2 separate regions of the Homo sapiens genome follow, and region 2 is linked to region 1. A link is an interaction called in ENCODE POLR2A ChIA-PET data of the cell type or tissue named here. Cell type or tissue: GM12878. All regions are shown on one strand.

The links. Peaks named below come from ENCODE experiments on the same cell type or tissue, not always from the same donor. Only the 100,000 strongest peaks of a DNase experiment are listed, where the experiment ranks them.
Region 2: POLR2A ChIA-PET joins it to region 1 with 6 read pairs; 2 of 35 experiments call an interaction of 5 or more read pairs at or near these places.

Annotation. Positions count from the first base shown.
Region 1 is chr4:163,699,477-163,704,476 of GRCh38, reverse strand. MARCHF1 (membrane associated ring-CH-type finger 1) reads left to right here. Exons shown (of 10, transcript NM_001394959.1): 5 at 3,614-3,664. Among named protein-coding and RNA genes, the nearest start is that of TMA16, 210 kb to the right of the region's middle. In GM12878, no CTCF peak of the experiment used is centred here; a DNase peak (open chromatin) is centred at 2,306.
Region 2 is chr4:163,158,575-163,163,574 of GRCh38, reverse strand. The region is part of intron 2 of NAF1 (nuclear assembly factor 1 ribonucleoprotein); the gene reads left to right. Among named protein-coding and RNA genes, the nearest start is that of NAF1, 5.8 kb to the left of the region's middle. In GM12878, no CTCF peak of the experiment used is centred here; no DNase peak of the experiment used is centred here.

The DNA of each region.
Region 1 (5,000 bases):
TGTTTCATAGACATTAAATGTTTATAACTTAATAGGTATGAGATTTTTTATATATCTTTTAATCAAATTTTATTGCAGTATTCAATTTCCCTATGTCCTTGCTTATTTTTTATTTACAAACCACATTGTTTAAGACTTTTCTTCTATTCCAAGTTATAATTACCCTAGCAAAAACTGCTCTATTGTCTACTTAAAATTTTTCAGATGACCCTCCAAATTACCTTAGTTTCTCCTTTCAAATACTTGGGATTTTTAACCTGAAAAAAGGGGGGAAATAAAATTGCAGAATATCAGATTAGTGGTCTCTGTAAGAATGTCTTAGTGTGTTTTTTTTTGCAGAAATATTTATTTTTTTTTCATATTACATTAAAAAAAAACTTTTTTAAGCTTTATTATGTCCCTCAGTCAATGACATAGTATACAGAAAGTTTATACCTAGATTCACACATGTCCAGTCATGTTGTGTATTGTTAGGACAGACCACTTCGTTTTAAAGGAACTGTGTCACTTTCCTTAGACTCTAACATTAAAAATTCGTTAAAACAAAACTTGGTAATGATTTTCTCATTTGGTAATCATTTTTCCTTGCTAGTAAAAAGAATCCAACCATGTTTAGTAGGATCAACTTTGAAAAACGATAATAGTCACAAAACAGAACTATTAATATCAGACACATTCATAGCAAACCAAAAATTAGAAACTTCTTGAAAATATTTTCAATAAAACTTAGGAAACTGGAAGTCTCTCTCCCTGTCTGTATACTATGAATGACATGCTGAAATCCAACATTACTGCTTAATGATCCTCTCCATTCCACGCAGACTTGTTAGGAACTCTTGTTGCTTCCAACTTTTATTGACCTACAAGGTCACTATAATTTGGGTGCCAGTAAGTTATGTTAGATTCTGAGATTCTGAGACAGCTTATTTTTAATCTAAGGTAAAGTAGTTAAACTGATTGTAATGAGGTATGACAACCATATTGACTAATCTTCAAAGAAGAGTATGACATTGCAATAGTAATGGGACAAGCCACCCAATTAATTAGTAGCAAATTGGACAGATTGCTTTGGACGTTTTCCAAGAGAGGAAATGTTTCTGGTGCTTTGCTTCAAAAGCAAGGCAAACCAATTTTCTTAATCCCCCTGGGCAGAGAATGATTTAATTTTTAATTTTTAAATTTTATGTGCCAGAATCAAAGGCAGAATTGCAAGATATAGAAAATAAGATGTTTATGTAAAAAAAAAAATTGTATAGTGACCTATGATGATCACCATGATTTTTAAAGAAAGCTCTTTCAGTGTTTCTTATACCTGTGAATTATAATGGAAATATCATAACTTCACAATTTATAAAATGTTTTCATTTATAACTCATTTGTTCCTTACACAGATTTCCAAGATATTATCTCCCCAATTTTACAATGAGGAAATTGAAGTCCAGGAATGTCAAACAATGTACTCCTGCCAGAATTAGCACATCACTAGAGTTCTCATTGCAAGGCAGTCTCTCAGTTTACATCACTGCCAGCACAGCATAGCGTACACCACTGTCCTACCACGTGTTAACTTTTCTGATGCACTTTCCTCTTCCATGTACTGGTGTAGAAACAATAGAGAACGTAGCCGTGGCAAAAAGGTTAACCTTTGCCTAAGTTTGTTTATTTCAATGCCTGACCTTATATTGGGAGAAAATAAAGCCAATCCATTTCAAGTTAAAAGATCCTTTGAAGTATTAAATAATCAATCAGATGCTTTTCCCCCATTAGATTGGCAGATGCTGGTAGAGAGTGTGGAAATAATATTCTTATTATAACTGTGTGGTGAACTCACACATTGTAAAGTGAATCTGGCCTTTCTTGTTTTATCTCAAAACACCATAAAGTCCCATTCAGTGTGAAAAATTAAGTAATCCTATGCAAAATTAAATTTCTTATTTTGCGTGATTCCTGTGGCAGCACCTTTCAATTCTAGTTCTTAATCATGTTCTCAAATGTCATGTAAATATAGAAAACATAACAAAATAACCACTGCTACCAGTCTCTCCCAAAGCCTATTATATTATGTGACTCTGTCCTACACAATAATGTGTCAAAATCCTAAATTTCACTGAGAAGGAAAGATGGATTGATTTTGTTTTCTAGTCTCTAGAAGAGGAGTTGAGACGTCAGTAGAAAAGTGCCTCCCTCCATCACCAGTGGAGCTAATCAGGGAAAAATGTCTGTGGTAGCATATACATTAATCTCCAGCTGGAGCATGGGGCTGTTATGAGCTGTAACTAACCGTATCGTTGTGACTCATCTCGGTCTGTAATAACATGCTCCACAGTGACATCAGTGGTTGTATGAGATGGATGTTGCATGTAAAGGAAAAAGTACTGTTCAGCTGGAATATCTGTAAGCCTGCACATGACACAGTGACAGTTTGCAGTGAATGCAGCCACTGTTTTTCTGCAATAACACATCTGCCATATCCTGTCATCACTGTGTCTCTAAAACTGTCTCAAGTAGTCATCATGGGCAATTTCAGCCCCACGGGTTGTTATAACAACTTAGTTCTCAAAAATGACCTATGTCAAGATGCATTGCAGTTGCCTACTCAGGCCCACTTTGGGGCTGAGTCCAGAAGTTAAAAAAAAAACAAAAGGAATTCTTACATTGGTAAATTATTTCAATGACAATGTTATGTCAGATCCTTTATAAACTTTTAGTATTCAGAATTGATTGTTCCAACAACATTTTCTCTACAGAAGTAGAGGTGTCCTTTGATCTTTGATCTCTTTCTACATGTAGAATGCATAATGCTTATAAACTCTGATTTTTCCAGTTGATCATCTATCAGCACATAATTGGCAGAGTAGAAAAAGTAGCTATATAATTTTCAGGAACACAATGTCTCTGGGCTTCAAACGGGAGGGCCCAACTACTTAAGGTCCATTTCTACTTTAAAATTATATGACCTTTTAAAAAACATTTATTCAAAAGCTTTTTTCATGCCTCTTTTCTGCTAAATAAAAAAATTCTTTAAGAGGAAAGAACTGAGGATATAAATATTTATAAAAGTTTTAAGTTTTAATTGAAACATATACAGTCAGAAGCATCTTAAATTTTAAAAAGTAAATGTTTTAATTTCAGAGTATGTAAAATAACAAAAAATAAATAAAATGCAGTTTAGAAGAATACGAGGTGGATGTATATAGCATATACCCAGCACAGAATATTTAATGATATTGAAAACCAGAATTGACTCAAACTTTCCTAGTTGCAAGGGCAAGAGGGGAAATGGTAGACTACAGTTTTACTGTCTAATTTTAGTGCCGAAGAATTTCAAAAATTTTTCTGGAGAAATAATTATTTCCTGGAAACAAATACTTGTAACCTGATTAATACTCAGATATTAATTGAAGCATTTTTAAAGTACACTAATATATATTAGAGAAATATGATTTCATAAAAGAAAAAAGCATTCTGTGTAAGCAATTAATATGTGTATTAGTCAAAACAATATAGAGAGCATTCACAGATTTCCTTGTGCTGTGGTTTCTCTTCTCAGTGGTACAGTATGGTGAAAGTACCATACCTTCTTTTAATTAATGTTTCCCATTTTATTTTTCAGAATGAAAAATCCCCAGGGCGATCTGCAAGTCGATCAAGTAACATTTCAAAAGTAGGTGAAGTACTCATTTTCTTGTTTGTTGACTTCTGCACTTCATGAGTTCACATAAATGTTTATAATGTTTAACCTATAATTGTTATCTGTGAGCAGAACACAAATGTGATTTGTTCATGGTTTTAACTCTTTTAAGCTTTTACTGTAATAAGAAGACATGATTTTACGCAAGAAAATAAGTAGGCTATTTTTTCTTTTTCCATGCTGTGTGCAAGAGATAATTTCCTTCCTTCCTTCCTTCCTTCCTTCCTTCCTTCCTTCCTTCCTTCCTTCCTTCCTTCTTTCTTTCTTTCTATCTATCTTTTTAGACAGAGTCTTACTCTGTCGCCCCAGCTGGTATGCAGTGGTGAGATCTTGGCTCACTGCAACCTCCGCCTTCTGGGTTCAAGCGATTCTCCTGCCTCAGCCTCCTGAGTAGCTGGGATTACCGGTGCCCACCACCATGCCCAGCTAATTTTTGTATTTTTAGTAGAGATGGGGTTTCGCCATGTTGACCAGGCTAGTCTAGAACTCCTGAGCTCATGATCCACCCTCCTCAGCCTCCCAAAGTATTGGGATTACAGGAGTGAGCCACCATGTCTGGCCAATTTGCTACTGTCATAGTATTATGTAAAGTATGTTTTTTCTCTCATTTCAAACACCATAGATCTGCCACATATCCAAGTTGAAACTATATCAACATTCATGGTATAATTCTTATGAATTTAATTTTTCTGGACTTTGGGCTGAACTCTGGGGGAATTTAACTATTTTTGTCACCAAGGCAAGTTTTAGAAATCAATTTGATAAAAACATCAGTTTGGCCATATTTAGAGGTTGTAGAGTCAGTGGATTAAAAAAAAAAAACAAAATATTCCCTAGACTGTATATAAATCTAAGTAGGACCCCAGAGTGTTGAAAAGATTATCGTTTGAGAGACATACTCTAGATTTTATGTTGCCTGAAAAAACAAAATGTAAGAGCTATTCTTTAAAATGAGTCGCCATGTGATATATACACCTGGTGCTTGGGAAGTGAAAAGTAATTTAGAGTCATTTGTCAAAATGGAAAACAATGACTTTCAAAAATATAATTAGAAGCAAGATGGATTTGTCACCATTAGAGATTCCATTTCAAGGCTTCTCAATTGCCAGGACCCCTCCACATTCCTGAAATTAACTTTATATTAGTAATTTTATATTACTTTCTTTGAAGAGGATCCCCAAAATAGTCATAATCTTCAGACATTAAAGAAAGTAGATCAACTTCCAATTTAGAGACGTTTTTGTTTTCTTCTCTTCTGTTTTCAGAATCAAAAGGCTTTATAACTCATTAAGAAAAAAATTGTGACCAC
Region 2 (5,000 bases), 540 kb after region 1:
TCTGATTGAAACCTATGACCCAAGAGGAAAGCCTTCTCAGAATTTCAGAATGTAGGCCATATTATCACATTGTTTTTTTTCTACCCCTGCATGTAGTTTTAATTATTAATGCTTTAAAAATATTTAATGGTCACTAATCATAATTCTTATATAACACTTAAATTGATGAGATAGTTTAATGCAAGATTTGAAAAAATAAATTAAAGCCTACAGGCACTCAGGAGCCTTTTTCATGAATGGATTCTGCCAGTCTGAATTATTTCTCTTTTTCTCTACTCATAACAAGAAATTCTCGTCTCGCTTATGCTTTATAACTTGAAGACCTTTGGATTTGTATGCAGCTTCATCAGTGGCTCATATTTTCATGCTACAGATATGTTAATATTTCTTAGTGGTCTTTGTACACAAAGGCTCCCAGCATAACTATTTTCTGAAAGTAGGAGACTTGTTTGGTCTTTCTTGCTTGTCTCTTGATCATTTTTCTACATAATTTCCTTATTAGAATATAATAACGAACAAAGAAAAGACCACAGTACTTCTGTAAATGCATACATATCATTGTCTTACTAGATTTGCAATTCTTACCTTGGGAATTTCTTCCAATTTAATGCAAAGTCTTAGCATATTTGTTTAGGTATTTTTCTGAACAGAATGTCCCTGTTTTCATCAGAAGATCAAAAAGGATTTGTGGCCACAAGGAGTCCAAGAACAAGTTCTTTGAGGACTGAGTTCATATGTGATCCTTGTAATTCCCATAGTCCCCAGTGGAGTGCTTTATAGATAATGGGTTCTCAGGCCAAAGTAATACATGATTATAGAATGAGTGTGTGAATAGGCATTTTATATTTATTAATTCTTTAAGAAATTATTATAGCACACCTGCCATTTGCCAGGTGCTGTAAACAAGACCAGTCCAGTTTCTGCTCTCATAGTGTCTAATGGAGAGACACAGACAGTAAATAAAGTGGAGACAAATAAATTTAATTGCTAAAAATGCTATTGAATTGTGTAAGTGTATGTTTGCCTCGAAAGACAAAATTCCATTTGAATGTTATTAGATTTTCAAACTTGGAATGATGGGTTGGTCTGTTCCTCTCTGTGACCATTTCAATGGATCTTTGGGAATGATGGAAGAGGCAATTATAGTCTTTATTTGGGAAACTTATTAGAAGTCCTTCAGACCACTGTGCTGCTAGAGATAGGTAGAGGAATTGATGAGTTTCCCAGTCTGCCCTAAATCTCTGGCTTACAGGTCTGAAAGAAGATATAAGGACTTCTTCGGGGTTTCAAATCTTAAGTTTGGGGGAAAAGAATGACTTTGTCCTGAGTACTAAGGATAGTGTATAGTTACAGGTATGTAGTGTGTTTAGGAGTCTGCCTCTTTGTCCGTTTCTCAGGGCTGGCAGTTTTACCACTGATAGACTCTTGCATGAAAGTCTTGGAGTTGACTTTTGCTGGCTTATGGTCTGTTAACACAGCCTTGAACAGATCATTGAGGCTAGTGGAATGGGTATTCAGATTGCTTGGCTGTGAGTCACATAGTCACTCCTGTTTGTGTAGGCGAGTGTGTAGGAGAGAGTGAGGAGAGCATGTGTAGGAAAATGAACACTTGAAAGAGCACATGGGCTAGTGCGAGAGGGTGGGAGTGCGTAACAGCCAGTTGACAGAAAGGGAGTGTGAATGTGTATGTATTGTGAGGAGGGTGGGATGTTGGGTGTAATATCAGCCCTATATAAACCACATGGAATGGTTTATCTTTCACAGGAAAGGGAGCTTATATCCATTCCAAAAGGGGATGCTGGGCAGACAGTAACAACGGATTATACTCACTAGAGGGAAAGGGAAATACTTGGAAGTGATATCATGTACGACTTATGTTGGACTCATTGTTAGGAGGAGCAGAGACTCATATTACCTCAGGAGAAATGGAAGTTTATTCGAAAGCAGCTGGGAACTAAGGCAGCTGTGAAGGCTAGTCACACTGTTTCTTTTACATGCCTCTGGATAGTCTCACAGTTCTCTGGCATTTTATTCTTTCATTATTGGTTGGCTTCCTCTGTTTATCTATAGATTTGTTTTTTGGTTTTTTTTTTTGGTGAGGGGGGACAGAGTTTCGCTCTTGTCGCCCAGGCCGGAGCCCAGTGGCCGATCTCGACTCACTGTAACCTCCACCTCCTGGGCTCAAGCTATTCTTCTGCCTCAGCCTCCCAAGTAACTGGAATTACAAGCGCCCACCACCACGCCTTGCTAATTTTTTTATTTTTAGTAGAGACAGGGTTTTGCCATGTTGGCCAGGCTTGTCTCAAACTTCTTACCTCAGGTGATCCACCTGCCTCGGCCTCCCAAAGTGCTGGGATTACAGGCGTGAGCCACCGTGCCTGGACAGATTGATCTTTTTAATTCTAGCTTATACATGGATTTCAGTATCTCTGGCTCTAAAAATGGCATCTTTTGCTTTCAGTGTCCCATGAACTGGCTAATTAGTGTTGTATTTCCTTGCTTGCTTTTGGGACAATTCTGTTATTTAGCTTAGATTTTTTTTTTTTTTTTTTTTTTGGAAAATGACAGTCCATTCTTTCTGGGAAGCATCTCCTCTCCACAACTATTCCTAGCTTGTGTGGTATGTGCCATTTTGTTCAGGCCTCTTGATATGTCACTTAGACTTTTAGGCAGCAGAGGTTGTGTATCTTAGCTAGATGGAGCTTCAAGCTCTATGTGGTCTATTAACTATCTAATGAAATTCTGAAGAAAATTAATGAACTTTTCTGCCAAAAGATATACACAAATTAAAGTGTGCCAAACAGTTAAAACCAATTTTAGAATTTGTGCTGGACCTTCAGGGATCTGGACATAGACATGCCCAATTTAGCCCAGTTTAACCCAATTTTATGTCCAACCACTTTCTAAAGAGTTTTCTAGCAGTTTCCTATTGTCACTCAGGCATGCTTAGCTTAATTTTTACCTCCATTTAGTCTGTGCTTCAAGCAGGAATGTCGCCTCTCTGGATCTATCCCTTTAAATCTTTCCATTGTGGGTTGTTCGATCTCTGCGATCTAACTATGTACAATGCAGATCTTTAGGTAGATGAGAACTACAGTGAAATAACTTTATGATTGTTCTTAAACCTTAGAAAGATATAATTTTTAAAATTAGGTTATAACCAAATCTTGCCATCCCAAGATGTGGTTATAACCCAGTTTTTTGTTTTTGTTTTTGTTTTTGTTTTTTAATGTGAGGGTACGTTAAGGGGGAAGAGAATAAAAGAGGAATTAGCGAGCTATAGTGGCAATGAAAAAGGAGAGTCTTAAGTGGCTCTCTTCATAATGTCACAATTAATAAGTTTAACTAGATAAAATTATTCTTTTAAACATAAATTCTTTTTTAATGCTCAGAAGGTTTATATATAACCTACACAGTCACTGTAAGCAGCATACATATTACAGCTTTGGAACTACGTTGAGCCACATAGGATGTATTTAGTGTTTTGATGAATTGGAAAATTGAGATTCTTTTTAAACAATTTTATCAGCAGTTGATGCTCTGAACTCTTCATTCAAATGTATCAAGTGTAATTAAAAATGTAGGGTCATAAAAATATTTGGGATTATAATTTTTAAAGTCTTAATCAGAAATGAGTTTTATAAATTAGTGCCCATTGTTTTCTGAAAACCTGAAAGGCTTCACATAACATTTAAAAATTATTAGCACAATGTTTATGGAGATAAGAAATGGATAATACTTCAGTAGGGATAATAATGTGTCTTTAGGCATATAATGTAGCATGACCAAGAAAAAAATTAATGCTTATTGGCAATTTTGGGGGAAATTTAGCTGTCATACTTTGGTGACTGCTTATTTTATAAAATAAGTACGTTTGGTAGTTAGGTTGAGTACACTCTATTCTCCTGATTGTGGCAGTGTGGACACATTCTAAAATGTCCTAACGTGAATGTATGGAAATATCTGGACCACTCAAGTGGTTGGAAGTTGCAGTAGAATATTTCATGCCTGTTTGATCTCCCATCATATATGAAATTGTATTGCATCTTGGTCTACACTTAGTAATTATCAATTGAATATATTGTTTTCTAGGCATAAGTTGGTTTATAAATTTTGTCCTGAATGCAGGCCTCTTTTAACTTAGGTTTTTATTACTATATGTATATTTGGAACTATTAAATTCTATTTTAGAATACACTTTGATAGCACTTATTAACATTCTTCCCAAAGTGCTTGTTATTTAAGCAATGGTTTGTATACTTAAGATCATTTTTCATTAATATTCACTAGTGTTCTTCAAAAATAATTAATACTCAGGGTTTTTTAAATTAAAGTTTTATATCTTACAGAATATTTCAATAAAGCTTACATGAGGCATGAATGATTTCATAAACATGAAATAAATACTGTTTTATTCAGTAGAGTATCCATTTATGTCCTGTGTATATACATATATAATTATTATTACACAGAAACATTCAATTGTTTAGATTCCCCCATTCCTCAGTAGTTTCTAATAAGTGAATTCTGCTGATTGCTTTAGAAGATAAAGACAAATATCTGTTAAAGAGCAATGGAACTAGAGAATGAGCATATACACTTTAGCTGAAAGCAAAGTAGCACCAGAGAGTTAATGGTTGAATGTCAGATGAATGGTGTACTGCACATAAGAAGTGATAGGATTGAGTGGAAGGGGAGGTAATAAGGATTTCTGAAAAATTTAGGCTAATACTCTGTGGCATTTTACAATTATTTGGCAGTCTTTTTATCTTAGTGATATAAAATCAGTGTCTTAAAGTTGATGAAATATGCACTCAATTAACATGAAAGATAGGCTTAAAGTTATATTCATTGTTGGAGGTTTCTTATTGAGATGGACTATAGTTTTATATTTAAGCAAATTAAATTTTGAAAGTATTATGAACTTTGTTTCTCTTAACAGTAATTTTAGAGAAAAACAGGATAATAATGTATTCATTTAAAAAAGAAAAATATCAAGA